2 separate regions of the Mus musculus genome follow, and region 2 is linked to region 1. The links are chromatin loops, found by intact Hi-C in ENCODE. Cell type or tissue: left cerebral cortex. All regions are shown on one strand. Each heading gives the region's core, and the rest is flanking DNA. Links, peaks and the distances in the headings are about the cores only. Region 1 holds the start of Gm26799 (a long non-coding RNA gene). Region 2 overlaps Cpne9 (copine family member IX).

What was found. Peaks named below come from ENCODE experiments on the same cell type or tissue, not always from the same donor. Only the 100,000 strongest peaks of a DNase experiment are listed, where the experiment ranks them.
Region 2: it touches region 1 in a loop (4-fold over the local background); 9 of 42 quality-filtered maps call a loop at or near these places.

The regions. Positions count from the first base shown.
Region 1 is chr6:112,697,239-112,705,568 of GRCm38, reverse strand. It overlaps Gm35824 (a long non-coding RNA gene), which reads right to left. Exons shown (of 2, transcript XR_377964.4): 1 at 7,314-8,330; 2 at 7,082-7,199. It overlaps Gm26799 (a long non-coding RNA gene), which reads right to left and starts at 5,789. Exons shown (of 2, transcript XR_869361.2): 1 at 2,692-5,789; 2 at 1,405-1,697. In left cerebral cortex, for the core only: a CTCF peak has its summit at 5,001 (motif pointing left); a DNase peak (open chromatin) is centred at 4,955.
Region 2 is chr6:113,298,192-113,306,521 of GRCm38, reverse strand. It overlaps Cpne9 (copine family member IX), which reads right to left. Exons shown (of 21, transcript NM_170673.3): 18 at 5,857-5,959; 19 at 4,825-4,882; 20 at 4,400-4,473; 21 at 951-2,086. The coding sequence ends at 1,901. Among named protein-coding and RNA genes, the nearest start is that of Brpf1, 4.8 kb to the left of the region's middle. In left cerebral cortex, for the core only: CTCF peaks have their summits at 1,083 and 4,089 (motif pointing right); a DNase peak (open chromatin) is centred at 4,061; H3K4me3 peaks cover 493 bases; H3K27ac peaks cover 498 bases.

The DNA.
Region 1 (8,330 bases), core at 305-8,304:
GCAATAGGTCGCTGGCCACTCAGCTCTTACATCTCACGAGGCTAGTCTCATTGCACGGGATAGAGTGAGTGTGCTTCAGCAGCCCGAGAGAGTTGCACGGCTAAGCACTGCAGTAGAAAGGCTCTGCGGCATATATGAGCCTATTCTAGGGAGACATGTCATCTTTCAAGAAGGTTGAGTGTCCAAGTGTCCTTCTCTCCAGGCAAAACGACACGGGAGCAGGTCAGGGTTGCTCTGGGTAAAAGCCTGTGAGCCTAAGAGCTAATCCTGTACATGGCTCCTTTACCTACACACTGGGGATTTGACCTCTATCTCCACTCTCATTAATATGGGTGGCCTATTTGCTCTTATTAAAAGGAAAGGGGGAGATGTTGGGAGCCGCCCCCACATTCGCCGTCACAAGATGGCGCTGACATCCTGTGTTCTAAGTGGTAAACAAATAATCTGCGCATGTGCCAAGGGTATTTTACGACTACTTGTACTCTGCCTTTCCCGTGAACGTCAGCTCGGCCATGGGCTGCAGCCAATCAGGGAGTGATGCGTCCTAGGCGAAATATAACTCTCCTAAATAGGAAAGGGGTTTTGGTTTCGATATAGAAGGGGCTTTCGCTTTTGGGGCTGGGGGTTTTGCGCTCCTAGCTCCTGAAGATGTAAGCAATAAAGTTTTGCCGCAGAAGATTCTGGTCTGTTGTGTTCTTCCTGGCCGGGCGTGAGAACGCTATTAAGAGGTTTCGTCCTTAGAACTGTGATGTCAGGCAAACCCCAGGGAGTGTGCTAATAGCCTCAACTTCAGGAGCCTTTAGAAACACATCCTAAAAGTGGAGCGGTCACCCTAATAGATCTCCAAGGGTCTAGGTCCTAGTTTCTCTCATTCCTGGGAAGCCACTAGAAAAGTCTTTGAAAAAATATCAGAAATTTTATTCTTTGAAATTTTAATGCACACAGTGTATTTTGATCATCATATCCACACCCTCAATCCTCCCCTTGGCTCTTTCCAGACTCTTTCCCCACTTAACTACCTCCTTTCATGGACCACCCCACTTAGAAATAACCTACCAGGTCCAATTTGTGTTGTACTCTTGGGTGGGGCCATTCTCTAGAGCATGGTTGACTTACGGGGGCTACACCCATAAGTAAGGCCAACTCTTTCTCCTCACAAAGCTATCAACTGCCCATGGCTTCTCAGTCAAGAGGGAGCCTTCCCTGCTTGTCGTAGTTTGTCTTCATTCCATTACCATCGTGGTGGGAAGCATGGCAGCATCCAGGCCGGCATGGCACTGGAGGAAACTTTCACCCTTTCACCCATGTTTAATTCCAACAGACAGATCTGGCATTCAGCAGCAACAAACTTCATTCTCTTGGGCAGGTTCCACTCCCTGTTAGCAGTTCCCATGGCAGTTATCCCATGGCTCTGACATCTCTAACATATTGAGGTATCCGAGGCAACTTCAACTTTACAGCTTCTCATTCCAGTGTCTTGGATCCACGTAGGATCTTCTGGGCTTCTCCAAAGGGTTGTGTCACTTCTCCAGCTCTGCCCTCTGTAGCACTCTGGTTGACTCCACTCCACTGCTGCTGCTGTTCTTGGTGATCATCCCATGGAAGTGACACCTCCAATTCACTGTGGTATTCTACTGCAACTAGGTGTTGTATGCCGGCCTGTGGCCTACTTGAACGGGGTACACTTGGGAGGCAGGCTGGAAGACACGCAGAGCATATTACACCTCTAAGACCAGTAAAAAAACAAATGAAGCGGCTACACGAGTCTTATAAATTTAGACCAATCAAAGAATTTTAATTTTTCTAGCTATAATTATAAGATAAAAACGCACTTTGTCACTTGCTAAACACATTAATCACAATTCCAGAGAACCCCCCCCCCCCAGGCAACAAACCATCTATCAGCTTTTTTGCCCCAAAACTAAGAGGCTGCAGACTCCCTTTCTCAAAAAACTGTTTTTCCAGCAGGAGCCCTCCTGCTGTGCCTGATCCTGCTAAAGCGTGTGCCCACTCTTGCTAAACCAGCAGATAAAGTTTTAGCCATCTTTATTTTCCAACATGAAACACAGAACATTCAGGCATTCAGACAATGAAACAAAACACACATGAATCGACTTGTAAATGGACTGGTGCACCAGACATTAGACAACACAAAGAGGCTGTAGAGCCAGAGAGAATAAAGCAGGGCATTCCCCGAATTCTCTCTGTCTCTGGGAGAGTTTCAAAATCCATTTTCCTCTATATATTTTACTCCACCATTTTAAGCCCTATTCCTCTAGCCTGATGCAGTTCTCGACTGCGGACAACTACTTGTTTCATCATTTTAAACCCTCTCACCTGAAACAGCTTTTGGTTTGGTTTTTCGAGACAGGGTTTCTCTGTATAGCCTTGACTGTCCTGGAACTCACTTTGTAGACCAGGCTGGCCTCGAACTCAGAAATCCGCCTGCCTCTGCCTCCCGAGTGCTGGGATTAAAGGCATGTGCCACCACACCCGACTTCTGAAACAGCTTTTAAAAGCTGTGGACAACCTCCTGATTCACAGTTTCTAGTCCCACACCTATTTCGCTGTCAAATCCTAAGTGGAAAAAGTACCGGGTTAGCACTATTCCAAACTTAACCCATATCCTTCCGCACCTCCAGCAACACTTTTTAAAAAAATGAAGTTTAAAGCCAGCGCTAGCATAAATACCTGTTGCTCACCATGCCCGATTCGATCTCTGATTCTTTTCTCCCCTTGGAGTTCCATACAAGACAGTGATTCCCTGAGTGCTTTCCCGCCGTTCTCAAGGTCCCTGGCTCAGACACCAATCTGTTGTATGCCAGCCTGTGGTCTACTTGAACTGGGTACACCTGGGAGGCAGGCTGGGGCTGAAAGAGACTTAGACGGCGAGAGATTAATGGAGACCAAGACATGATTCTGTTCAAGGCCCACCAGTTTACTAAGAGAGTGTGCCTATAAAAGGGGAAAGCCCATCCCCTGCCAGTCCATTCTTGGTGTCTGAAGCCAGCCTGTAGGCGACAGTGCAGAATAGGAGGTTCCTCCAGAACATCTCAGGGGATTCTTGGCAGGTAGCAGTGCCTTGGAGAGAGCAGTGGCAGGTGACTGAACAAAAGAGCCATCTAGGTCGGAAGGCTCCACCCTAGGTAATCTTCTCAGTGGCAGCAAGGTCAAAGTCTGGATCAGCCTGCTTCAGGGCTGAGGGAGGCTACAATTAGGTTTCACCCATAACTTCTTAAAGGCTCTCTTCATGGTGCCAATTCTCCTCCTTTGCCTGACCCCTTAAGTCCTGGGCTGTTACCTGCAACTGAGGCTGCACCTTCACCAATGACCTTCCCTGGCCTCTCACAGTGCCAAGCCTCAGCTGCTCTCCATGACCCCTTCATGCCTTCAAAACCAGTACTACCTGGGTGATTCTTACACATTACCAAGTCCAACTGCAGCATGAGGTACAACCTTGGCTATCTCTGGAACACAGCTTCTTTGTGCTCTCAGAAGATACTTGCAAGAATATTTCATTTCAATTATGCTGGTCTCTTCTTAATCACCACTAATTTCTTAGCTCCAGCTAAGCAGCATCAATCATGCCAGTAGGCCCTTCTAGTCTTAACTCTAAAGCCAGAGCAACATGGCTAAAGTTGCTGAGTTCTGCTGCTTGCTGGGGCTAGAACATGGCCCCCTTGTTCTATTGCATTATCACTAGCTTTCTGTTTCCAACTTCTTCAATGCCTAAGCTTGCTGTGCTTGATCAAAACTCTCTTCATGAGAGTAAACCAGAGGACACAGTCTATGCTGGGCTTTTCTGAGACTTCCTTTGTCAATGCAATTGACCGAAATCTCTTTACCTTAGCCTCAGGCCGACTTTTCAGACAAGGGTAGAAAGCAGCAACATTCTTCACCAAAACGTCATTAAGAAAGATCTCCAGAGTTCAAATCACCCTCAGCACCAATGTCTTCCATATTCCTACTGGGATGGCCCATCAAGTCCTACTTAAAGCATTCCATAGCTTTCCAAATTCAAAGCCCCCAAATCCACATCCCTCCAAACAAAACCATGGTCAGGCCCATCACAGCAACACCCCAGTCCCAGGGATTAACTTCCGTCTTAGTTTGAGTTTCCATTGCTGTGAAGACACACCACGCCCAGGGCAACTCTTATAAAGTTCAACATTTAATTGGCCCCGGCTTACAGGTCCAGAAGTTTGGTCCATTATCATCAAGGCCAGAAGCACAGCAGCATCCAGGCAGGCATGGCACTGGAGGAGCTAAGAATTCTACTTCTTGTTTTGAAGGCAAAAAGGAGAAGATTGACTTCAGACAGCTAGGAGGAGGGTCTCATTGCCCACCTCCATGGTGATACACTTCCTGCAACAAAGGCCACATGTACTCCAACAAGGTCACGCCTCCTAATAGCCAAACACATTCAAACCACCACGCCAACTCCAGGCTGGGGTGTTCACTGGCTTCATCTTGTGCAGCCAACCACAGCTGCTGTGCATTCCTAAGTGCAACGGGCCATCCTCTCCAGAAGACTATTTTGCTTCAATCTTCCTTGATCTCTGGCTCTTATATTTTCCCTAGCTCCTCTTCAGGGACCATTTCAGAAGAGGAAACATTTCTAATTTCCCAGAATCTCTGTGTCTAAAACAGATATGGTGATAGTGCCTACCTTAGGGGCTTGTCAGAAACCTCAGGAGGACAGGAGTGGGGCAGGGGCATAGTCCTCCTCCTCTTCCTTTCCCCTCTTCTTTCATTCTTTCTTGGCAAGGTATCACTATGTAGCTGTAGCTAGCCTTGAACTCCCAGAGATCTGCCTGCCTTGCCCTCCTGATGGCTGAGGTTAAGGGTGGACTACACCTTGATTCAATTCTTTTTCCTGAACATACTCAGAGTTCATTAAAGTCATTTAAATGACCAGACAAAATATGAGTGAATTATGGGTTAATGGGGTGCTTGACCAGCTCAGTCTCAGTTTGTATGGTACTTTGTTGCCCCCATGTGGCCACTTGTAAGATGGCAGCCAGCAAACGTCCTAATATTGGTGGAAATTTTCAAAATTTTAAAATAATGCAGGTAGTAGTTTAGTTAATTTGCTATATCTATTACTCAGATTTTAAAATCATGTATGTTGTCTATGTTAGCTTTGCACTTGAATTTAAAATATCTCTGCAATACTAAAAGTCCCTTTAATGCAAATGCTATCTCGGATCAGCTCATTTTACAGATTAGAAAATTGAGGTGTGGAGAGATTCAAATCTGGACACTTTGACAAGGCTAGGAACTCCTATGCACTCCTCCATTCTACATTGAGCCATTGGACTTTAATGCATTCGCTTTCCACTTTCTTTCATACTCCCTTGTCTATGTCATCTCTCCTCCAACCCCAGGGCGTCAGCTCTTCAAGATCAGGGACCATATCTGATTTGTCATCTCGTGTACACAGCTCCTGGAAAGGGTGTCAGGAGGCTGGAAACATTTAGTAAAATGAATGGAGGGGCTGGGTCTTGTGGGGCAGTATAGCTTGGAGCATCAGCACGTGGCAGGTAAAAGCAAGGTCTTTCATAGCCAGACCTTGTCTTAAAAACCACAGGGCTGGGGCCTCGGGTGATAGCTTGGTGTGTTTAAAAGCATTTCCTGCTGTTCCAGAGGACCTGTGGTTGAATCCCAAGCATCTACATGGTTATTCACAGCCATAACTAGATCCACGGATTCAGCACTTTTCTTCTTTTTCTTCTCTTTCTTTTTTCTCTTTCCCTTCCTTCCTTCCTTCCTTCCTTCCTTCCTTCCTTCCTTCCTTCCTTCCTTCCTCCCTCCCTCCCTCCCTCCCTCCCTCCCTCCCTTCCTTCCTTTTCCTTCTTTCTTTCCTCTGCAAATACCAGGTATGCATGTGGTGCACAGACAGACACGTAGGCAAAACATTCAAACATAAAATAGCTGAACCTTAAAAGGAATAAGGGAAGCTGAGAGAGTAGAGGAGCTGAGGATGTAGCTCTGTAGAATGCTTGCTTAGTTAACTCCAGAGCCTGGGTTTGACCCCTAGTACTGCAAATAGACAGACAGACAGACAAATAACAATAAAACCAAAAATAGAAGAAAGAAGGGAAGAAGGGAGAGATAAAGAAGACAGGAAGGAAGGAGGGCAAAATCCCAAACTCTTTAAGAAAGTGAATTAGGATGAGAAGGATGGAGGGAAGAGATGAAGGTGGGATGCAAAGAGGCCTTTGGCAGGAGCTCAGGACCGTGAGACATCCAGGGTGAGCCAAGGACAGGTCCCACTTGGCTGGGAAGACATTGCCCTGATTAGGGTTGTCAGATTTGGCAAATAAAGGCACCAGATGTCCAGGTTAAACCATTAATTTCAGATAATCAGGGAATATTTTTTAAAATATAGGTATGTTATATGTTTGTGACACACTATACTTCTAAATTATTTGCTGTATATCTGAAATTCAAGTTTACTGGGCATCTGTTTTTCATGGAGTCAACCTATCCTGGCTCTTCACTTGGGGCTAAGTATTATGGGAGAGCCTCTGACTCTTGTCTGCTTTTTAAATACAGAACATTTTGTTTTTGCTCCTGAATAAAGAGGCACAAGCTCGTTATTGATCTAAAAGAAGGGCATGTTTCTCAGAGACAGACGGCAGCTTGTCAGGAGACAGGAGAATGGCTCTTGAGGCTTAAGGGAGGGAAAAGGGGAGGCATATTGCCCTGAGCCCATAATGGTCTTTCTAGAACCTGCTTGTTCCCTGGAACTTTCCTCCCTAGGCCCAGAGGTGACATGGCTCCTTGGGTGCTGCTAAAGAGGACAGGAGGAAAACATTTAGCTCAGGAGGAAAAGATGACCTGGGAATGTGAGCTCACTGGTAATTTGCTCATTAATTCCATCTCACTGAGTGGTTGGTGGCAAGAGTTCAGAGATGAATGGCATTGGGGTGTGACCTGGAGGCTCTGCAGAGAAGAGAGTGCCTCCCCAGCCCCACCTCTTTTCTCTCTTTCCTCATTTCCCTCCCTCCTTCCCCCCTCTCTTCCTTTCCTCCCCCTCTCTCTGTCCCTCCCCTATTCTTCCCTCTTTTCTCACACATTTCTCTTTCACTCCCCAGTCATTTGTTAACCTAATTGCCCAGTATCCAAAGAGAACCCTAAAGGAATAACTATGGCAAACTTGCTTTTTTGTTATTGCCGTATCTTTGCACGGCAACCTGCCCCTCCGATGTTCCCAGAACTATCCAGCAGCACCCAACTCAACCTAGAGTTCATGTGAGTACTCTCCCCTGATGGGTTGGTACAAATCCACCTTGCATCTAATCTGCCACCTGCCCCTCCGATGTTCCCAGAACTATCCAGCAGCACCCAACTCAACCTAGAGTTCATGTGAGTACTCTCCCCTGATGGGTTGGTACAAATCCACCTTGCATCTAATCTGCCATTTACCTCCTGGCTGCCGACTTGCTAGATTCAGTGTCTGAATCCTCTTGCTGTTCTGACACTGGGTTCCGTATCTGCATGCGGAAAGAACTGTCTTGACCAGACAGACTCTTATGAGACGATTCTGTGGTAGTTTATATGCTCAAAAGCCCAACATCCTGAGTTCAAGCCCTGCTTCTACTTAGCTGCAGAATGCTCTGCACCAATTACCCATTTTTCTTTCCTTTGAATAATGAGTAAACCAAGTAAGTGCATGATGCAAAAACAAAACAAAACAAAACAACCCAAAGCCACAGGAGTGCTTTGAATACAGGTGGTCTAATATGTGTTAGCTATTACTGTAATAAGTAAACTATCACCTAAATGTTGTTTGTGTTGGTGTTGCACAGTTCATCTGTGACTGTAGGCTAGGAAAAATTAATTGGCTCAGATTACAGGGATTATTTTATGATAAAAACTCAAAAGAATGAATTCCTAACCTGCTGGGTTTTAGTCTTCACACCTGTAAAGTGTCTGTAACAGCCACATCTCTCCCCCTACTTTCCAGGAGAGCTCACATGCCTGGTCCATTGTAAGTCTTCAAAACATACATGTTGAATCGGTGAATGTGTGGGCCACCGGGGTATCAGTGATACCGCAAGCTTCGGGATTCTGTCTTGCGAGTCATCTGGACCAACTTGTGGCCCCTGAGACCTAGTACAGCGGAGGCCCACAGAAGGCAGAAGATGAGTGCTGAACTGAGTAGCCAGGCTGGCTGTGTGTTGGTCAGCGTTCCACATCCAGATAATGGAGCTCTGGTTAAATGAGCCTAAAAGGAACCTTTCTGGAGACAGGTCCGGGAGATAAGGCGTCACCTGGGAGATGGAAGAGGGTGAGGAGCCTCTCAAGTAGATGGAGTAATTTGA
Region 2 (8,330 bases), core at 219-8,218, 600 kb before region 1:
CACCACAGTGCTGCAGGGTAAGGGCGGGACTTAGGAACGTAAGGGGCGGGGCTTCCGCTGAAATGTGAGACTGAAGGGTGACGAGGCGTGGCCCTAATGAGGGAACTGAGTTTGGGGAGGTTCCAGTGCATTCCAGTAAAACTGTAGGACTCAGATTGGCAGCGCTGGACTACAAGGTTACCGGTAGCTGATTGGAAGACGGTATCAAAACACACAGCCCATTGAATATGACTGACACCTCAAGTGTGATCGTGGGAAATTCTTCTTTGGGTTCTTCAATTGTAAACCTGGAACTCGAAAATTCTGTCAGTTCCTGGGGGTTTCAGAGAATTTGGATGTCAGGGATCATCATTGTCAAGCAGTGCTTGTAGTTTTGTCACTGAAGAGTATGATAGTCTTCCAAGATGCTAGAGTCACTGAGAACGCGGTTTATTTTCATGCGGACTTGGTATTCAGCTCCCTAAAGTGCACGTTTTCTTATGACACGTTTCCCCCGAGAAATGCCAATAAAACCAGCACTCCAAGTTGTTTCCTGGTCAAAAGGGGGGGTCTGGCGTAAAATCGGTGGTTTCTATAAAGAAATGGCTTATTGCAGCGGAGTTTCTCATTATTAAATGGGGATAATATATAGTCCCTCTGTCCCGGGGTTATGATAAGGATTAAGAGAGTTGAAGACTGTAAATTGCCTAATACAGTGTCTGTTGTATAAGATTCGCATGCACAAAGAAAATACAAGCTATTATACTCATCCAGAAAATTCAGAATAAACCAGTAATCGCAGCACTCAAGAGGATTGAATTAGGATTGCTCCAACTGCTTATGAGTTCCAGGTCAGGCTGAGCCATACAGCAAGACCCTATCTAAACAAAACAACCAAAATAAATGAATCAAAGAAGTTATACAGCTTTTTTTCATTATTGAAGGCTTTGCACACACAAGGACAGGGATATATCACAACAGCCGTTTCTTTTTTATTAAAAAACAAAACAAAACTTTTTTTTTTAATGACAAAGTCCAGATAAGTTGCCTACACTGGCCTTGAACTTGTGATTACAGGCTTGTACCACTAGGACCTCACAGTTGTCTTAAAGCTAGCTCTTTTGGGGTGAAGAACCTTTTAGAAAATCTCATGAAAGCTATGGGTCTGTCCTGAGGAAAAAAGTGTTCAAGTATGTATAACAAGTTTTCTTAAAGATTTATTTATTTATTTTATGTATGTGAGTACACTGTAGCTGTACAGATGAGTACACAGTAGCTGTACACCTGAACCTTCATGTGGTTGTTGGAAATTGAATTTTAGGACCTCTGCTCGCTCTGATCAACCCTGCTTGCTCAGATCTTGCTTGCTCCGGCCCAAAAATTTATTTATTATTATATATAAGTACACTGTAGCTGTCTTCAGACACACAAGAAGAGGGTATCAAATCTCATTAATGGTGGTTGTGAACCACAGTGTGGTTGCTGGGATTTGAACTCAGGACCTTTGGAAGGGCAGTCAGTTCTCTTAGCCACTGAGCCATCTCACCAGCCCACACGTTTTCTTACAATATTTGAAATTTTATATAGAAGTGACTGGATGAGTGCATTAGGATGGATGTTAACCTCACTGAAGTTATCATTACTCCCTCACTCTTGATGTGACCCCAGGCTCTGGGTCCCTCAGTCTCCCTCTCCAACACCCATGAGACAGAGACTGCGTAAGATGAGCTTTATTGTTGTCATGAGGCGGTAGGTGGTGATCATGCCAAGCCTTTCTGAAGTCAGGGGGCAAAAAGCTTGTCAGCCAGCACTGATCAACCTAGATGGCCCTCCTGGTCAGGTTCAGAGCTCCAGGTGCCTTTAACTTCCAGCAGTGGGTAGACAGGTAAGCAGACTGCTAAGCATTGGCTATGTGAAGTCCTCAGGGCTGTTCTGGGGCTGGGGTTGGGTTGGGGCTCGCAGGGGGAGGAGGTCGAGGCTGGATGTCCCTGGTGCGCATATAGGAGAGCAACTGTTCAGGAATCTCAGCTAGTACATCCTTGGCCAGTCGGGCCATGCTCAGCACCTGGTTCCCCGATCGGTCAACATAATCTCGGAATGGGACAAACTGGGACAGACAGGAAAGAAAGGTGAGCTTCGGCCAAGGGAGTAGGTAGCACTCAAGTTTCATCTTTGACCCCTAACATTTCTTTCCAACTATCACTATTCTTCTGAGAGTCTCTTTAGCTTCACTGTACTTGAATGTCATCCTTCTGAATGCATCCAATTCTTTGTGTCGGGTGTTGGACATTGAACGCAGGATCTTGTATATGCAAGACAAGCTGCCTACCACTGAACCACATCACTACTCCTGACACCACACTCTTCCCCCCTCCTTTTCTAGAAGCTTCCCTTCGTGTCAACTCCACTCCTCTGGGTTTTCCTGAACTGCCCCCCTTTCACCCTGTCTCTCTATGAAACCCTGGCTATCATGGAACTCATCATGTAGACCAAGCTGGCCTTCAGGGAGATCCATCTGCCTTCTACTCGAGTGCTGGGAAGGAGAGCGTTGAACTTGGGAGCAAGAGAGGGAGGCGTTGGGATTGAGAGGGAAGAGCAGTTTGCCAGAGAAAGGAGGTTAATAAAGGGAGGGCAGGGAAAAGCACCCTCCAGAGCCCCGTGTTTGCCTCTGTCCTTGGGTCTCATTCTGTTGGGATCCCCCTGTTTCAGCCTCCTAACAGCTTGAGCTGTAGCCACTGTACCTAACCCTGGCCCAGAACTGCCCATTTAGTTGCTAAAACTACGTTTTCCTTCAGTTATCACAGATCCCCCAAACCCAGCTTTACCTATTGAATACCAAGTCTTCCGGACCTATCTCTGCCTCTAGCTTCGCCTTACCCAGTCAGTGGGACCTTTCACACTAGAAAATTGAGAGTAGTCCTTATCAGTGTATTAACAAGTCATCAAATCCTGCAAAGGGATCTAAAGTATCTTCTTTTGTGTTCCTCTTTTGAGATAATCTTATTACATAGCCTAGGCTGGCCTGGGACTCTCAGTCCTCCTGCCTTAGCCTCCAAGTGCAAGAATTACAGGCACACACACACATACATATATACACATACACACATATATACACATATACATGCACACTTGCACACACTTCTGTGCACAGCTCTTAAACAATTTTTCCTTTGTTTAGACAGGGTTTCATAAAGGCCTCACACTGGCCATGAATTCAAAGGTATTTCTTGTTGTTATTCTATGTTGTTTAGAGTGCATGTGTGAATGCAGGCATAAGTGTTCCCTGGTGCACATAAGGAGGGCAGAGTGGGCTCTCACCTACCATGGGACCCCAGGAATCTAACTCACATCATCAGGTTTGTTCAGCAAAGTACATTTCACACACACACACACACACACACACACACACACACCCATCTCACTGGCCTGACCTGGAACTTATTATCATTTTGCCTCCACCTCCTGAGTGCTGGGATTTCAGGCACATTGTTTTACGCAATGGTGAAGATCAAACCCAGGACCTCATGCATACTAGACAAGCACTCTATCAACTGAACTGCCTCCCTGCCTTTAAACAGCTTTTGAGTTGGCTGCTTCTGAACATGACCACTGCTTTGTGTTCACATACCCCAGTCACTTTTGCTGCTGGCTAAATGGATTTCTGGGCATTTCCCTGGCCCTGCCACCGCACCTACAGTGCAGCACCCAGAGAAGTCTATTTATAGTGTAGTTTGATCTGGGCATTTTGGCACTCAGGAGGCTGAAGCAGTAGAATTACCATGAATTCTAGACTAGCCAGGGCTACTAGTTCCCTAAATAGTGGGGTTCTGTCTGAAACAAAACAATAAATACATGGAGGGATACATAAGTAAGAACGCATTCTGATTGTCAAACCTAAGATATTTATGGCAGACAATCCTGCCAGCCTGGTCTGAGCCTCTGGCAGGTCTTACACGACATGCTCCTTCTCTGCTTGTGAAGTTGATACCTTCTTCAGGTTTCAACTCAGTGTTAAAAGCACAACCTCATAGAAGCCTCCCCTCACTACGATTGGCTGTTGACAGCTGCATTTGCTAGTTTTGTAATATTGGTCATCTCCAGTAGAGGGCAGAGACCTGCTCCTCCTACATCATACAACCTTGCAGGACAGCTGCACCCCACTTGACCCCTCAAAAGAACTGTTCAAAGCCAGTGTAGTGATGCAGTATTGTAACTCCAGCACCCCGGAGGCTGAGGAAGTCCCAGGCCATTCTGTGCTACCTACCACTATTTTATCTAACAAGGTTTTTGGTTTTGTTTTTTTAAAAGGGAACTTGTTCTATGAATGTTTGAGGGGAGAAAGGTAGTGACTAGGAAGGAGCAAGGAGAATGGCTCCTAGGAAGCCCTGTTTCTTTCTGCTTTCACCACTCCCAGGGCTACCTGAACGATGTCCCGCTCTGCATAGCGTCCCCTGGAGGATACACGTACATCATCACCATCCAGCTCTTCCATTGCTGCAGAGAAGACAGGCAGGCATCATTGGCTGTCTCTCCAACTCCAGCTCGTCCTGCCCCTTCCTCATTAGATCCCATCAGGGTCCTCACAAGGAGACCTGACACTCGCATTCCACAGTGGTGTGTAACTGCTCTCATTATCCTTACTAGCTTTCCTTCCTGCAAGTTCCATTCTCCTAAGAAAGCAGGGGAAAGTTGACTCCAGCAGCCAGGGTTATGGAGACGAAACATCTGTGACTTCACTAAGGTGCCAGTCTGTTTTATCTGTGAGGAGGGTCCATGGGACTGCTGGATCCTTCCTGTTCGCTCCAGTTCCCAGTCCCAGTCATGGACACACCCTACCCTACTCACCCTCAAACATGGCAGGTCCGACCCCGACAATAATGATAGACATGGGCAGTGAGGAGGCCTGTGGGAGAGGAATGGCTGGAGTAAGCGGCTGTGACAGGACAGTGCCTGTGGTGTCTGTGGGGATCACATGCTTGAGTGAGCCCAGATACACTGCCAGGATCAGTTGCAGACTATCTCTATGCACAGCAGGTGCCTTCTGGTGAAACATAAAGCCATTATCTTGTTTGTTTGAAACAAAAGTCTCCCTCTGTAACCCAAGCTGACCTTAAATATTTCTAGTATCATTTTAAAAAGGTTTTCCTGCCAGACGTGGCAACATACATCTGTAGTCCTAGCACTCATGAGGCTGAGGCAGGGGGATCACCACAAATCCCAGACCAACACTGGTTAAAGAATGAGTTCTAGGCCAGTCTGAGCTCCAGTGTAAGTCCATCTGGAAAAACAACAGAACCATGGAAACCTTAATGACAGCAAAATACCCATCCTAGGCATGGCATATCCTTCCCATACGTCCAGGACTCAGGAGGCAGAGGCAGGAGGATCAAAGTGAGCTCAAGGGCAGCCTGATCTATATAGCTAGTCTCAGGCCAACAAACTAACAAACAGAAATAGCCAGTCCTGGTGGCTTACATCCATAGATCCAGCACTTGGGAAGCTGAGGCAGAAAGATTGCCTCTATTCAGGCCAGTCTGGGCCATATAGGCATCCAGTACACAGTAAGGCCCTGTTACAAAACACAACAAAAATAAAATTAAAAGCAAATAAAAAAATAACTCCTCCCTCCCCTGATAAAGGACAGACATGTGTCCTGCTGAATATAAAAGACCAGTGTTTCCTAAGCTCAGGTTTCCATAGTGAGTTCATCATGCTGGAACCTAGAGAATCAAAAGCCAGTGTTGTTGGTGCCCCAGCCAATAGGCGTCTCTGAAACTGGCAGATGAAAATGTTAGGATACACATGGAATAACCATCAGAGCCCCTTCACTGCAAGGACAATGACCCCTCCCTGACAAGCCTTCCTCCTCAAACTCACACTGACGATGGCCTCTTTGGTCTGTGTCATGTCGGAGATGACGCCGTCAGTGATAATGAGCAGAACGTAGTACTGGGAACCATCCGAGATTTTGGCTGCAGCCCTACATGAAAGACCAAGGTCTGTATGTAGTGGCCAGCCAGAGAATACACAGTTTCAGCCCCTGCTCTACAGCCACCATATAAACGGGGGGCAAAACCTGGGGCTTCTGGACCCCACACTCCTTAGCGGACCTGACTGCTGCCCTTATGTGCGTCTGTCCATTCTGTGTATAATTTTAGATAAGGTCTCTCCTGTAACTGAAAAGTGGTCAGACACTGGCTACTCCTGCCTGCTCCCAGCTGCCCGGCGGGCGCGGGAGCACAGCAATGTTGCACCACGTCGGTCTGCAGAGGTCTCTCTCCTCTCTTCCTCAATCTCTGAATCCAGGAGAAAAGGACTTCAGACATCCCTCAGTCTCCCCAACCCCACCTGCCAACTTCAGTTACACATCCTGAGTGGACCGGAAATGATTGATCTGTGTTGTCCAATAGATTGTCCTTAGCCACATGTGAATGAATATAAAGATTTAAATCAAACCCTGTCTCAAAAACAAACAAACAAACAAACAAACAAACAAAAAACAAAAAAGAAAAGAAAAAGATTTAAGTCAACTAAGGTAAAACGAATGAGACATTGCATTCGCTGGTCACTCTAGTTACCTTTAACAGCTCTCTCCCCGTATGAGACTGGTGAATGCCATACTGGAGAGCATAGAGGCGGACCACTTCTCTCATTGCAGGACATTTTGTTAGACAGTGCTGGCAGCTACACTTGGCCTCAGAAGGCTGAGACAGCATGGTGACAGTATAGAGTCAGGTCTGCATGGTGTGCTGAGATCCAGAGTGGGTGTAGGTAAGGAAACCTGGGTCTGCTCTGGCCCACCCTCTCAGAGGCCCCACCCAGTGCTATCTTTTGTCACGTGCTCATTTCATGTATAGTCACTGTCACCTTCCATGTGTGGGCACGGAGCAGGAAGCAGGTAGAATTTTGCTTGCAGTACACTTTTTTTGTTTCAATTTTAGATATTGTTTGAGACAGGGTCTCACCATGTAGTCCCAGTTGGCCTTAAACTCAATTTGTAGACCAGACTATCCTTGAACTCACAAAGATCCTGCCTCTAAAGGCTCAGACCATCACATACATACATACATACATACATACATGCACACCCACCTTGCTATGTACTTAATACATTCTCTCATTCCAAGTTGAAAGCCTGGCTTCTTTAGATCATTCTCTGGACTCTGCAGAACAGTAACCTGGGCTGACCTGCAACCACTATATAACACAAGCTGGCATCTAAACTCTCGCCAATCCTACTGCCTTGGCCTCTTGGTTGCTGGGATGTACAGCACCTAACCCAGCTTATCCTATTTTTAAAGTGAGGCCACTGAAGTTCAGGAACACTAAGCAGCAGTCCCCAAGGGCAAAGAAACCGGGGCCTATCAGCATCCACCCTGGCCAGCTCCTGCATAATCCTCCTTGCTGTACCTGTTCCTACTATGTCTAGCCACCCAGCATCTCCCAGACCTGTCACTCAGAGCCTCTGTGCTTTCAGTGTGCACTCACCGCTGCCAGGCCTACTAGCCCTCTCTTGATGAAGACCAGCTCACCCTACAGACCAAGCTAAGCAGCACCTATCATTTAGGATGCAACCCCATCCACTGAGATTCTCATACCCCAAGGGTTCCAAGGATGAATTGTCTTACATGTGGATGAAACCAGGGCATGAAGTACACACAAGGCTCCTTCTTAACATAATTAGAGCAAACACAGACACAATGGGAGAAGACTAGAAAGTTTGCATGTGTTTATAAGATGAAACACTAGACTTCAAAGTCCCTCTCAGGCTGACTGCTTTCAGCTGTGCCCTCCATCTCCCCCTGCCCTGATCCCCAGGGAATGCAGTGTCTTACTTTTGCCACCAGGCAACTTGCTAGAAATTTCTGGGGAGCTTTGGCCTACAGAAGTGATGATTTATTTATATTTCTGTCTCCTGCACCAAGGCAGGAGCTCCGGAGGGCAAGGACTAAATTCGATTCATCTGTGAGCCCCCAGTGCCCCAGCAGAGAACTGAGCACACAGCAGCTGCCCTTTGAGTTGTGATAATGATAATAATAGGAACAGTACTAACTACAGTTACAGCACTTAGCAGGGGCAAGCACTCTTGTGAGTGCTTGACATACACTAAGGAGTCCTTGTAACAACCCTGCAGTGTAAATGTTGCTAGTATTCTCAGTCTCATTTTACAGTGCAGTTAAGAGAATTGGCCAAAGCCACAAAGCCAGTGCATGACAATGTCTGACCAATGTACTGGGGCTAATGGCTCAGTAGGTAGCTTGCCTAGCACACATAGGCTGGGGGGGTTGATCTCCAACACCACACAAATTACGTAGAGTGGTGTACAATGGGAAATTGGGAAGCAGAGGCAG